Linked DNA regions of Mus musculus: all the other regions are linked to region 3. Evidence: chromatin contacts called from ENCODE POLR2A ChIA-PET data. All regions are on one chromosome and are shown on one strand. Each heading gives the region's core, a stretch centred on a gene start or an enhancer-like site at or near the end of the contact. The rest is flanking DNA. Distances are from core to core; before and after follow the strand shown. Region 1 holds the start of Cltc (clathrin, heavy polypeptide (Hc)). Region 2 holds the start of Rad51c (RAD51 paralog C). Region 3 holds the start of Ska2 (spindle and kinetochore associated complex subunit 2).

The links. ChIA-PET counts read pairs that join two places held with the same protein, here RNA polymerase II (POLR2A).
Region 1: POLR2A ChIA-PET joins it to region 3 with 20 read pairs in embryonic stem cell. The contact joins the promoter of Cltc here to the promoter of Ska2 in region 3. POLR2A ChIA-PET finds 5 or more read pairs at or near these places in 4 of 5 experiments (Patski and embryonic stem cell).
Region 2: POLR2A ChIA-PET joins it to region 3 with 23 read pairs in embryonic stem cell. The contact joins the promoter of Rad51c here to the promoter of Ska2 in region 3. POLR2A ChIA-PET finds 5 or more read pairs at or near these places in 4 of 5 experiments (Patski and embryonic stem cell).

Annotation. Positions count from the first base shown.
Region 1 is chr11:86,756,067-86,760,224 of GRCm38, forward strand. Cltc (clathrin, heavy polypeptide (Hc)) reads right to left here and starts at 1,501. Exons shown (of 32, transcript NM_001003908.2): 1 at 1,182-1,501. The coding sequence starts at 1,223. It overlaps Gm42085 (a long non-coding RNA gene), which reads left to right and starts at 1,647. Exons shown (of 3, transcript XR_880101.3): 1 at 1,647-1,810.
Region 2 is chr11:87,402,332-87,406,343 of GRCm38, forward strand. Rad51c (RAD51 paralog C) reads right to left here and starts at 2,175. Exons shown (of 9, transcript NM_053269.4): 1 at 1,973-2,175; 2 at 267-525. The coding sequence starts at 2,090. Tex14 (testis expressed gene 14) reads left to right here and starts at 2,734. Exons shown (of 31, transcript NM_031386.2): 1 at 2,734-2,839.
Region 3 is chr11:87,107,052-87,111,430 of GRCm38, forward strand. It overlaps Ska2 (spindle and kinetochore associated complex subunit 2), which reads left to right and starts at 2,210. Exons shown (of 4, transcript NM_025377.3): 1 at 2,210-2,253. The coding sequence starts at 2,221. Prr11 (proline rich 11) reads right to left here and starts at 1,663. Exons shown (of 10, transcript NM_175563.5): 1 at 1,590-1,663.

The DNA.
Region 1 (4,158 bases), core at 251-2,750, 350 kb before region 3:
CCCCTCATGAAATTAGCCCTTCAGAAGATGCAGCTGAAAGCAGATTTCTTTATGGGGATACTTGAGGGAAAGTAAATTAATATGAATAAATTATGATGTCAAAGAGTCGGGACAAGTGAACCAGGAAAATCAGCAGTTCAGAAGAAGCGTAATTCAGCGAAGCCCTCCAACAGTCACCTGCCTAGGCCAACTGCTGGCAGGTTGCCAGGTTAGACAATGGTGTATTGACTCCAGGATAAGGTGCAGTGGGGGGCGGAGGGGGGACGCCCCAGACTATTAAAAAGGAGCCAGTTACAGATCAACTTGTTAGGTACTGACACAGAGCAGGTATGCACTTAAACCCGGCTCTGATGAATTCCACGCAGTCCTGTGAGACATACTCCTGCCGTAATCCCACAACTACCTGCTAAATTCCAAAAGGCCATAAATAACCTCTAAATAACTCTCCCTACCTGCAAGAATCAAAGTGAGCCTAAGAGCTACACTAACCCTCTGAAGAAACCAAGAAAGGAAAAATATGCGCGTTCCCCTTGGGACCTTGACCCCAGGCACCGAGACTGACACCGCCCCTTGCCGCCCCTCTATCTTCTTTCTGTTCCTTCAGTGAGTGTGACCTTCGGTTCCTTATAGATTCAGGGAAGGCAAGCCACGAGCCACTGCTACCCTAACCCCAAGGTGCCTTTCTCAGTGGTGAGCTGCAGAGGGAGGATGCAGCTCCTCCCCAACCCACCCGCCACACAATTCCTGGGTGCAGACTCGATGTAGAAATGGGAATAGACCAAGGGAAGGTGACAGCCCCGCGTCGCTCAGGGTTAACGAGAAATCTTGCTCTGGGAGAAACGCGCGAGAAGCTCCCCCACCTAGCCCCTACCCAAATGAATGAACTGAGTAAAATGGGAAGGGGGGTCTGGTATGCGCAGTTCTTGCAATCCAGGAAGCAGAATAAGAGGTCGTCAGACGTAAGGCCTGGCCTCGCCGCCCTTTGCACTCCGATTCGTCATTTCCATCCTAGTCTCATATCATTTAACCCTTTAAGCTTTTAAGACACTGTCCTTCCTCCACCTATGCCAAATACCGACACCCCCCACTCCCCTTCTCTCGATCCCTTTCGGGCCAGGCCGCTAGCTTCTTCCTTCCCACGACCCTCGAAAAGTCCCTCAGCAGCCCCGACTCACACGTACCTGGAGATGCTCCTGAAAGCGAATGGGCAGAATCTGGGCCATGGCGCTGTCGGGGAGTATGGTCTCCTCCTGTCACTGGGGCTGCAGGGCAGTGCCTGCCCGGGCTCTCCAAGGGAGAGGAGGAGACGGGGAAGGGGAGGGGAGGCTGGGCTCAGAGGGATACTCTCCGGGGACGCAGGGAACTGGCAGGCAGACGAGAGAGCTTGGGTCGGGGGCGGAGGCTCCAGGGGCCGGGAGAGCCGCAATGGCGGAACCGGGAGCAGCGCAGACTCCGGAAACGGCTGAGCCCTGCGGAAGGATCCCGAGGCAGAACTCCGCCCAGTCTCCTCACGCCGTCCGCCTTATGTAGCCTTCCACAGACGCCGCGCCGCGGTCGGGCGTAGGGATTCAGGGACGCAGTGCGCGGAGCGCTCTTCGCTGATGCGGCTGCGGGGAAACAGAGGAACCGAGGGACTACTTTTTCTAGACTCATCACTTTCCCCAGGCTCCGGTTTCTCCCTTCTCCCCTCCCCCCTCCCACTTTTTTTTTTTTTTAACATTTTGCCACATCATGCGACTCGGGGCGAACTACGTCATTTCCGTAGGCGCTGTAAGACCCACCCACGCACTTCCCGGTGCACGTGATGCGGGTAGGGAAGGGTCGGTTGAAGGCTGCCAGAGTGGAGGGCGAGAGGCAAGATACTGGCCGCTGCTCCTGGGGAGGAGGTGGCGGTTGAGCCCCCTGCCGGCGTGGCGGCCTGGGCGTGAGGACACCGAGTGCCTGAGGAGAAGGCCGCGGCGTGGGTGCCGCGGTGACTAAGGGAAACGGCCCCGCCGCAGAGCTCCTCGGGCGGCTGGCTGCGGCGCGCCTCCCCCGCCTGGTTTCGCGCAGTGGGTGGTTGCTGACACCTCAGGGAGGGGGACCGTACTGAGCTGCAAGCTTCCTTGCCCTGACGCACGCCCTTCTGACGCCAGGAGAGCCGGATGGCTCCTCGAGATCCTCAGATAAACCATCTCAAAGGACAGGGAAGGCCATGGGAGAAGAATCTCCTGCTGGCCCCTGGAGAGCGCTTCCGCGGACATTTTGGTGGACTTAGATCAGCCTAGTGTAGAGATCAGTTTGGCCTTCGAGAACTGGAGGGTTCGGCCACAGGAAAAAGCTTAAAAGATGTAGATCAAAGGATGGCTAGGGAAAGAAACCTCAGGGGCTGTCTTGGAGCTGAGGGATTGACTGTTAGTCATACATGGTAGTAGGACCATTACCTGTAGTTACAGGGTGGGCGATGTAATAAGCCCTTCAAAACCGGAGCACCTTGCCTTCCTACAGCAGTAAGCTATCTGCAGCATTCATTAGCGATTAATAGCCGCCCCAGAGCTCTTGCTAAAGTGTAAGGTGTAATGTCTCACAATAGCACCAATATAAGGAAGATTTAGAGAGTTCATTTCCACATAGTTCGTCTTAATCCCCCTGAAAGTTCTTGAGGAAATTACTTTCAATGCCCCTTTCAACCTAAAGAACATAAGACAACCACTGGGTGTACAATAATTTTGCGTAAGCGGTTTTGCTTAGAGAAATCTGCTTAGTCATTTCAGTTGCGTTTAGTATTCCCCCCAAATACTGCCTTTCATATCTGGGCTGAGAGGAGAACCAGGCAAGTGAGAAGGCAGACAACAGACCCTTGAAGAAGAGCCTTGCCACCATATTTAGGATGTTTTGTGTTTACATAATTTCACTTAAGCACTTGAATGTGCCCTGTCCTGCAATGTTTGAAAAGATTGTTTTCATAAGACTTTGTCCTTTTCTAGAGGTGGGCAAATTTTAAATTAAAATCCTAAGGGAGTTACTGTTTTATTACAGAAATGTCAGTAGCTTAATAGAATTGCACTTTCAATCTCAGAATTTGGGATGTAAGAGCTTCACCATGAACAGATCACCACATTTCAATTTATTGACAAGGGCCTTGTATTTTCATACAGACCCTGCATGAAAGGACATTTCAAATCCCCAGAGCAGTTGATTTTACTTCCTTGGTGTGGAATACCTAACCAAAAAGTGCGCTGAGACTGCTTTGTCATCACACATAGAAATTTCAAGAATGAGTTGTTTTCAGAAATCATTTAGAAAGAAGAAAAGTAGATGGTGATATCCCAAATCATTCTGCTTATTAATAGGACTGCTGCCTTGCCTGCCAGATTCTCCTCTCAGCCTAAATATGAAAGGCAGTATTGGAGAAAAACAGTAAAAGCAACTAAAATGACTAAGCAGATTTCACTCAGCAAAGGCACCTTAAACAGTTAATGCCCCCCCCCCTTTTTTTTTCCAAGAGAAAAATAGTGTAAATGATAATGCTACCCAATGCTGGGGACACTGTGGTGCTCACCTGTGATCCTCACACTGGAGGGTTCTGAGGCAGGAAGATCTAGAGTTCCACATAGCAGGACCTTGTTCCCCCAAACTAGAACAGCTCCAAACTGGCATGCCTCTTAAAGATCAGTAATTTGCTGTAATAAAAGATGATTATAATGAGATTGTGCTGGCTAAATTTCCAGCAGGACAGAGACAGGGGAAAGGACAGTTCCTGGTTTAGAAATCCCAAACACAGTAATCCCAGCATTCGGGAGGCAGAGGCAGGCGGATCTCTGAGGCCAGCCGGGTCTACAGAGTGAGTTCCAGGACAGTCAGGGCTACACAGAGAAACCCTATCATGTAAAACCAAAAAGAAAAAAGAAATCCCAAACACTGAGGCACTAAGTTTTCTAAGCTATACCTAAAAGGCGTGGTTTTAAGCACTACCTTAAAATAGATAACCTGATAAGCTCTAAAACAAATCCTGCTATCCTGTGTAAGTAACTTTTTTATCCAAACAGACTGCTGCAAAGGATGAGTCATCACCCTGGCTTTTAGTTTGCCCTGTTTTAGTAAAAGAGGTCATGTACTAAATGGTCAAGGTATGAATTTGAAGCTATTTTTACAGAGTTATCAACAGCAGGCCCTTAT
Region 2 (4,012 bases), core at 925-3,424, 300 kb after region 3:
ACATCTGACAAATATATCTCAGAAGCCAATTAATTAGGAGTGTATACGTTTAGTGACCAGGCAATATTATGAAAGAAACATTTTTGATATCAAAACTTCATCAAGAAGACAGGGATCCTGGATAATATGATGGTAAGCTGATTGTTTGATGTGAACACATACAAAGTAGTACTGTATGCTTCTTGGTTTCCTGACTACAAACTCACAGCAGAATATTCTGTTTGTTACATTAAGTCCACCCGTAAGCAGGGAACGTCCTATTTTACCATAACTGTGTTTTTCCAACACCTGGTACACCACAAACTTCTGTCGTCTTCATTAGGGGTATTCCACCCCCAAGAATGTTATCGAGTGCTGAACAGAAGGTGATTATGAAGCCCTGGGTATGCTCTTGCTCGAGAAGTTCCAGTGCTGTGCACTTCTCGTTTGCCACAGATGTACCGGCACATCTTGGTTTATTTGTGAGACATTCTCTTCTTAGAATTTGTAGAGTTTCCAAGGCTTCCTCTTTAGATATCCCAACTTCTATAAATAAAATAAGAAAAAGAAAACCTGACATTAGAGAATTAAAAGTATAACTCAGAGCCTGGCATGGGGGCCCATGCCTTTAATGCCAGCACTAGGAAATCAGGCAGGCCAGCATGGTCTACAGATCGAGTTCCAGGACAGTCAGGACTACACTGAGAAACCTTTTTCTTTCCTTTTCTCTCTCTCTCTTTTTTAAAAAGATTTATTTTTATTTTATATACGTGAGTACATGTAGCTGTCTTCAGACACACCAGAAGGGGGCATCGGATACCATTACAGATGGTTGTGAGCCACTATGTGGTTGCTGGGAATTGAACGCAGGACCTCGGGAAGAGCAGTCAGTGCTCTTAACCGCTGAGCCATCTCTCCAGCCCCCAAACCTTTTCTTGAAACAAACAAAAGTCTAACACAGAAATGAATTATCCAATTATTTAGTTATTTAGCAGTTGGGGAATCAAAACCAGGGCCTTGGGCATACATAGCTAGTTAGTGCTCTACCCATTCTGCTACTACTCTGTTAGCATCATCGCTGGGATGTAAAATTAGACTAGGGGTATAGCTCTGTGGTAGTGTTTAACATTGGCAAAGCCATGAGTTCAATACACAACACTTAAACAAAAATCAAACCAGATTCCATTCTGTCCTCTTTGATCACCATCAAAGAGATGTGCATAGTATTACTGGCACAGTGGGTGACTACAACGAAGTTTGGATTTGTGAACATTAAGGATGCAGTGGTCCCCACTTTGGTTTTTTTGTTTTGTTTTTTGAGACTGGGTTTCTCTGTGTAGCCCTGGCTGTCCTAGAACTCACTCTGTAGACCAGGCTAGCCTCGAACTCAGAAATTCACCTGCCTCTGCCTCCCAAGTGCTGGGATTAAAGGCGTGCGCCACCACTGCCCGGTTGTGATTCCCACTTATCTGTAACCTAAAGAACTCTGAGAAAAGTCGGGGGCCAGGGCGGGGGGGGGGGGGAGGCAGTATTCCTGTGAATCACGAACGTCTTTCTAGAGCTTTCTCCTGGTCTAAGGGAATGTTCTATTGCTTTTCTCACTGAAATATCTCTAGTCCTTCTCTAATCCTTTATTTTTCAACTTCAATTCCCCCCCCCCGCCCCCCAGGATCTTTGACCAAGGAGAATTACATGGCTTGTGATTGTTTCCCAACCCAGTTTATCATGAAACCTCAAGATGAGAAGTCGGTTCTTTCATCTACAGATTGGACACCCTGGTCCAAGAGGAGCCTTCCTTAAACCATTAAGTGAGGCACTCCTCAAAGCATCCAGCGAGCACGGAGAAAGCAATCAGTAAACGTTGCTCCACACAGTTCCAAGCTCAAGAGAATTTCAGCGGTGTCAAAAGATCGGCTTGGCGGAGGCGGCGGAACGAAGACGGAGGCGGCGCCAAGCGGCCGCGGTGCATCAGCTGGCAGCTGGGAGTCGTTACCTTTGCTGAGCTCGGAGGGCTTCACCTCTAGGACGTCCTCCGCCGTCTGAAACCCCGCAGCCACCAGCTTCCCGCGCACCGCTGGAGACAGCGGATAACCCACCAACTCCCGCTGCATTTTTTTTTTTTTTTTTTTTTTTTTTGAGAGCTCGGCGGCTACGCACGCAGTGACGTAGAGCAAGAGGCGCGAAAGCGCTGGAAACCCAAACCCCGCCCTCCCGCGGGGGAGGGTCAGTGGCGTGACGTCACACGCGCGGCGTAAGGGGCGGGGCTCGCGCGGCCTAGACTCACGAGGCCTTGCTGCTGCTGAGGAAATCCCACACACTGGTTTCATGTAAGGTTGTCTTCTAGTTTCACTCGTCCGAGTCACGTTTCGGATATAGCCTGACAGTGAACACAAAAACAAAAAAAGAGGCCGGAGACGCGGAGACGGTAGCCAGGCCAAGTGAACCCTGTACAGCATATTTCCTCACCATGCTCTGCCCTCTTTCACGGGTTCCTCAAGAATCCATCCTCCTGGATGGAAGTTGTAGTAGACGCAGCAACCAGAAACTGACCAGTTGGCAGTTTCCTGCTGTGAAAAATTCAAAAAACCCTTGTAGGAGGTCTGTTGTGTGTCCCCTGACCCTTGCCAGGCGACCCCTTGCTTTTCCCGCCCTCGCGGGGGATTGTGGGCCAGCCTCCCACTTTGGGGGGCTGCGGTAGGGAGTGGTTGGCGCCCACGCGCGCGTCCACGCACTCGCCCGCTCACGCACGCACGCACAGCTTCCGGTGGGTGACCCCGGGACTCCGGAGCTCCCTCAGAGTGTGGCGGTTTCTGAGCATTCATGTCGGCAGGCCTGCCTAGAGTAAGAAGTAGCTGGAAAAGTAAGCTATCGTGTCCTTGTCGTCTCGTGGTCTAGCCTGGGCCTCTGGTGTCCCGAGGGAGGAGCTGGACCTCTTTAGTAGAGTTGACCGGGGATGTTGACGGAGCGGGAGTGACTGCTTCCACATCAGAACTTTTGGGGAGATTGGCAGTTTGGAAGGTGGCTTTAAAGGCCCAAGAAATACGGAAGATGATATAAAAAAAAAGTGTGTCGTGCCGGGCAGTGGTGGCAGCACGCCTTTAATCCCAGCAGTCGGGAGGCAGAGGCAGGCGGATTTCTGAGTTCGAGGACAGCATGGTCTACAGAGTGAGTTTCAGGACAGCCAGAGCTACAAAACAAAACCAAAAAAAGTGTGTCATACCTACCTCACATTTCAAAAAAAAAAAAAAATCTAGCATTTTTTTTGAAGACAGCATCTAAACTTTCTAAATTATGGGATATAGGAATACGCGACTCTCCCTGCTTTTGCACTACTTATTGACAACAACTTCTTCTTTCTTTTTTTCTTTTCTTTTTGGTTTTTCGATACAGGGTTTCTCTATGTAGCCCTGGCTGTCCTGAAACTCACTCTGTAGATCAGGCTGGCCTCGAACTCAGAAATCTGCCTGCCTCTGCCTCTTGAGTGCTGGGATCAAAGGTGTGCGACACCACACCGGGTTCTTTTCTTTTCTTTTTTTAACTTGTGGGTTTTCAAGACAACCTCTTTGTGTAGGTTTCTTTCGTGGCTCTCCCAAAACTGACTCTGTAGAGCAGGCTCTCCTCGAAGTCACAGAGATTCATCTGCCTCTGCCTCCTGAGTACTGGGATTAGAAAGGCCAGCGACCTCCCCACCCCCACCCCCTACCCCCAAAAAAAGCCGGGCAGTGGTGGTGCACGCCTTTAATCCCAGCCCTTGGGAGGCAGAGGCAGGTGGATTTCTGAGTTTGAGGTCAGCCAGGGCTACACAGAGAAACCCCGTCTGGAACCCCCCACCCCCAAAACAAAAGAAAGGTCAGTGCCACCAATGCTCAGCTAAAGCAACGACTCTTTATTATTACATTTCTTTTGTGTTTGTGTGTGACACACAGGCCACATTACTAGACTGGAGGTGAGAGAAATTGGTTCTCGGCTTCCCCCATGTGGTATTGGGGACAGATGGAATTGAGGCTGTCAGGCTTGGCAACCAGGCCCTTTA
Region 3 (4,379 bases), core at 960-3,459:
TAGCCCTTTGCTTTTCTTACAATAGAGAAAATGGCTGTAGTGGATTATATTATATTAAAAGATAGGTTTGTGATTCAGCAACATATAATGAGCACCTACTATGATAGGCAGATGTCATAGTGGGAGGGACCATTTGTTAAATGCCCCCTCAAGTGGGGTACAACCTACTTTTCCTCAGCTAATGTTCAATGTCCTCAAAGGTTTCAATCCCTGACAAGGAAGATTTTAGTCCTAGTGTTATACAAAATTAAGCTGAGGCTTAGACTAGCTATCTGCCTAATATAATACAATGAAGTATAATGAAGACCTATAAGTCTCCAGAGACCATGACTTTTTCTAATAGACTATGGGGCTATAGTAACTTTAACAGGCTTTATACAATTACCCAAAATGAAAGGTTTGTTTTAAGACAGGTACTTTGAAGCCAGGCAGTGATGGTACACGCCTTTAATCCCAGCACTTGGGAGGCAGAGGGAGGCGGATTTCTGAGTTCATGGGCAGCCTGGTCTACAGAGGGAGTTCCAGGACAATTGGGGCTATACAGAGAAACCCTGTCTCGAAAAACCAAAACCAACCAGCCAACCAACCAACCAAACAAACAAAAAAGACAGGTATTTTGAAACACTTAATAGTACTTAAAATATTTCTGTTTTATATTTAAATATACATCCTTATCTGAAAAAATAAAATTTAAAAAAGTCTGGGTTAGTTGTTGATACACAAGCTCCTGTCTCAGAACAATATAATTAGTCTTCTTCATGAGTTGACACTGCTGGTTCTTTAAGAACTCCATCAGTTATATGGAAAGGTCTTTGGCCAGGGGCACTTCTAAAACTGTAGCAGCAGCATAAGTGACAGATTTACTTCATCATCACTATTCTAAAACACATGTTTTACATCCCCCTCTAGTCAATTTAATTTCCATCATCAGTTTAGTTGGTTTGCCTTGAATGCTGAAGCATGATCTCTGCCATTGTCCTATAGTCAATTTTGTTTTAAGTCGTGAAGCATTGCTATCCCCAACCCCACCCGGTTCTTCCCTGTGTCTTTCTCAGAGTGACCACAGGTCCTTAGTCTTACCCAGCACACTACTAGACACACAGTAAAAGGGGTATACTTTTAAAGTAGATGTCAGAAGTCATTTTGCATCATGGAACACTGTAAAATTACCTGACATAAAATACTTCTCCATAAACGTAAATGCGCTGAAGAATGGCTGGGGAGAGCATCTGGTTAAATAAACATTGTGATAGGAAATTTGGGTAGATTCCTATAATTTGCATTTTTCGCTAGCGCCCAGAGAAGCCAATTACCGCCAGTCGGTGGGCCCCCTTTGAGAAGCAAAAAGTTACGACAAAGACTGAGCAAAAAGGCAATCACTTCAAACTATATATTGCAGTGTTAAATAAAAAATGTGTCTCAGATGTTGCCAGCGGAGCTCTTCTCCTGCCCGAAACCTTTCCTTTTCTGCTCCATCTCCCTTCCCTGTCCAGCTCAAGACCCCACCTCCATAAGAACCCAGTCATCAACAGTTCGAGTAACGGAAGACGGGACCAGGTAACAAAGAGAAAAAACGTCGTTGCACTTACTAGTCTAAGAGCCTGGGGATTAGACGAAGTTCGGGCCTAAGCCTCTTCCACACCATAAAGAAAATTTCAAAATTAAATCTTTGCCGACGAGCGACCAATCGTAGACGTGGTCTCTACAGGGTTCGTTGTCTTGAAAGGATCAAAGCACAGCTTGGACTACGATTGGCCAAAAGAGCATCACATCCTGGCCAATCGGAACTGAGGCGCTTCTTGTATGAATAAGGAAAGGCGGGCGAGAAGGGGCGGGGAAGCCGGAGAGAAAAGGAGGTGTGTCACGTCGCCTAGGCCCGCAGTGGAAGCTTTTATGTCATTGGCTGCTGCTGCTTCCGAGTACACCAATCGCAAACTCTTTTCCAAGTATGAACTTGAAAGTAGGGACCATAAGGCAGCCAATGGAAAAATTCATATATTCAGCAGCCAATCCCCCTGCGGCGTTTTGTGTCTTTGTCCAACAGGAAAGTGCGTTTTATAACGAGGGGCGTTACCCAGGCGCCAATGGGCGGGCGCCGATGGAACGTACTAGCCAATGAGCGCAAGACGTTGAGTGACAGCTGTCCAATGGAGGGCCTCAGTGCTAGCACGGCTTACAGCTTAAGCGCCTCAGCGGTCTGAGGAATGTCAACTATTCAATATGGAGGCGGAGGTCGATAAGCTGGAACTGATGGTGAGTGGAGAGTGAAGGAAACCTACTGGGTAATTAATGTGCTCCACCGATGGCCTAGAAGGTGAAGCGCATTTTAGAGTCTCCTGAAACTGGGTTGTGGAAGCTGGAACCTGAATTGAGTTCCTTCTTTCTGCACCTACGGGAGCTACCGCCGCCTTGGTCTCTTAACCGCCGCGGGGGAAGGGGTTACATCCGGGGAACTCGTGAGGGAAATGGCGGGAGATGTTGAGGGTGTGGGGCCTTTGTAATTCCCTGGTCCTGGTTTTCTCCTTCATCGGCTCCAGGAGCCGCGCCCGGCACAGATACCGCCTCACGAATTTCTACCTTCCTTGCCCAAGCGTGACTGGAACGGTCTTTAATAGCTCGGAGGAGGAGAGAGGTCGTTTACGTCTCCCGAAAAGGGGGATGGAGGATGAGGTGGGGCAGAAGTCTAGGGGCGCGGAGAAATTCAAGTCCACCATGCACCTACTCGCAGGCGAGCTGGGACAGTCTGAAAGAAGATGCTAGACTTGCACGAGAAACTTGCCCGCGGTTCCGCAGACTGGGCTCTTTGCGGCTTGGGAGAGGAGCCGCCGCGGGGACCGAGCCTGGAGCTCCTTCCCGGGGCGCGAGCGGCGTTGCCCCAGGCCCGGCTTTCTGCTTCCTAGATGCTCAATTCCTTTCCTCTGTGCAAGGAGAACCCTGGACGAAGGCCCTCAGCGGCTGCGGGCAAGGCTGGAGTGCACTGAGCGTCCAGCCGAGTGGCCTTGTCATTCTCCATCAGTGTTCTCTTTATTCCCGCCCTCCCATCCTTCCACTGCCCGCTAGATCGCCGCGCCTTTTTTCTTAGTTTTCTTGTTCTGTCTTCAGACTTCTTTTTGCATGATCACTTTTCTTCCAGATTGATCATCGGACCACCAGCCCCCTTTTAAAAAAATACCAAGATTAATATTAAAAAGTAAAACACTCCATCTGCAGTCTGCCCTTTTTCCCTCTGCGTAGGTATCCGTTGTGTCTGAGCCACTCTCTCCAAGGAAAATCTTGAGTTTGTAACTTCTGCTTTGGAATAGACTTTGGGGTGATCCTGGAAGATAGCGAGTACCACCCCGACTTCCCCATTCCCACACCAGAAGGTGTGAGGCCTCAGTTTCTTTTCTCTTGGGTTAATTAATTCAGGTGTTTCAAACACATTTTATTAGAAAGATTTCCAGTCTTGTTTAACATTGTATTTTAAAACTTTCTTTGTGGAGGGAGTGTGGGGATGGGGGCGGGGGTGGGGGGAGAGAAGAGGAGAAGAATTTTCTGCTGCTTTCCAAATCTTGAAAAAATGAATATTTGACTTAAGAATTTTTCGTGTGTGGGTGTGTGATTACCATCTTAAAATACGCACAAAATGTTAAATATTGTGGTTAGAGTCTATCAAACAACCTGCATGTAAATTCTCTTGTTCCTCTCCCATAGTATGAATTCCTTGCACTGGAATAGGTGGAGATATTTTTACTTGTTAGAGGCTAATTCTGTGTTTTTAACGGGTTGCTTTTTGTAATTGGTGGATCAAGTTCTGAGCTTTATCTAACCCTTCCATTGCAATCAATTCTCAAACTTTTAAAAAATATTGAGCAAATTATCTTAAAGAAAATACAAGTTAAACATCCTGTTAAAGGTAAGTTTTAGGAAGTTATGAGGTTGTTGAACTTTAACATATTTTAGATACTGTATAAATTATGGTCTAGCTTTAACATTTCTTTTTTCAGAGGATCAAAGGAAAACAGCTTTTCCCTTTGTAACATAACCTGAAGTACATTGATGGTAGTAGCATTTACAATTTTCAAGTTACTGAACTTTTTTTCATAACCAAGGGCTTGAAAAACATTATTTTTAACCATGATTTTCAATATTAACTGCTTTTTATTGACTAGACAACAAAAGACATTTCATCTTCACATTGCCATGTTCCTTCCTTTCTTTTAAAAACAGTACCTGTTGAGAAAGTTACTTTCTAAGCCAGAGATAAATGATTCCTTGTGCAATCGTCTTTTATTAGTAGGTCTTTACAATACTTAAAAGGTTTGCTAAGGAGCCCTTGCATATATAATAGGAGTGCCTATTTATCTTTGCAAAGGCAGTAGTTATCTTCACTTGGTAAA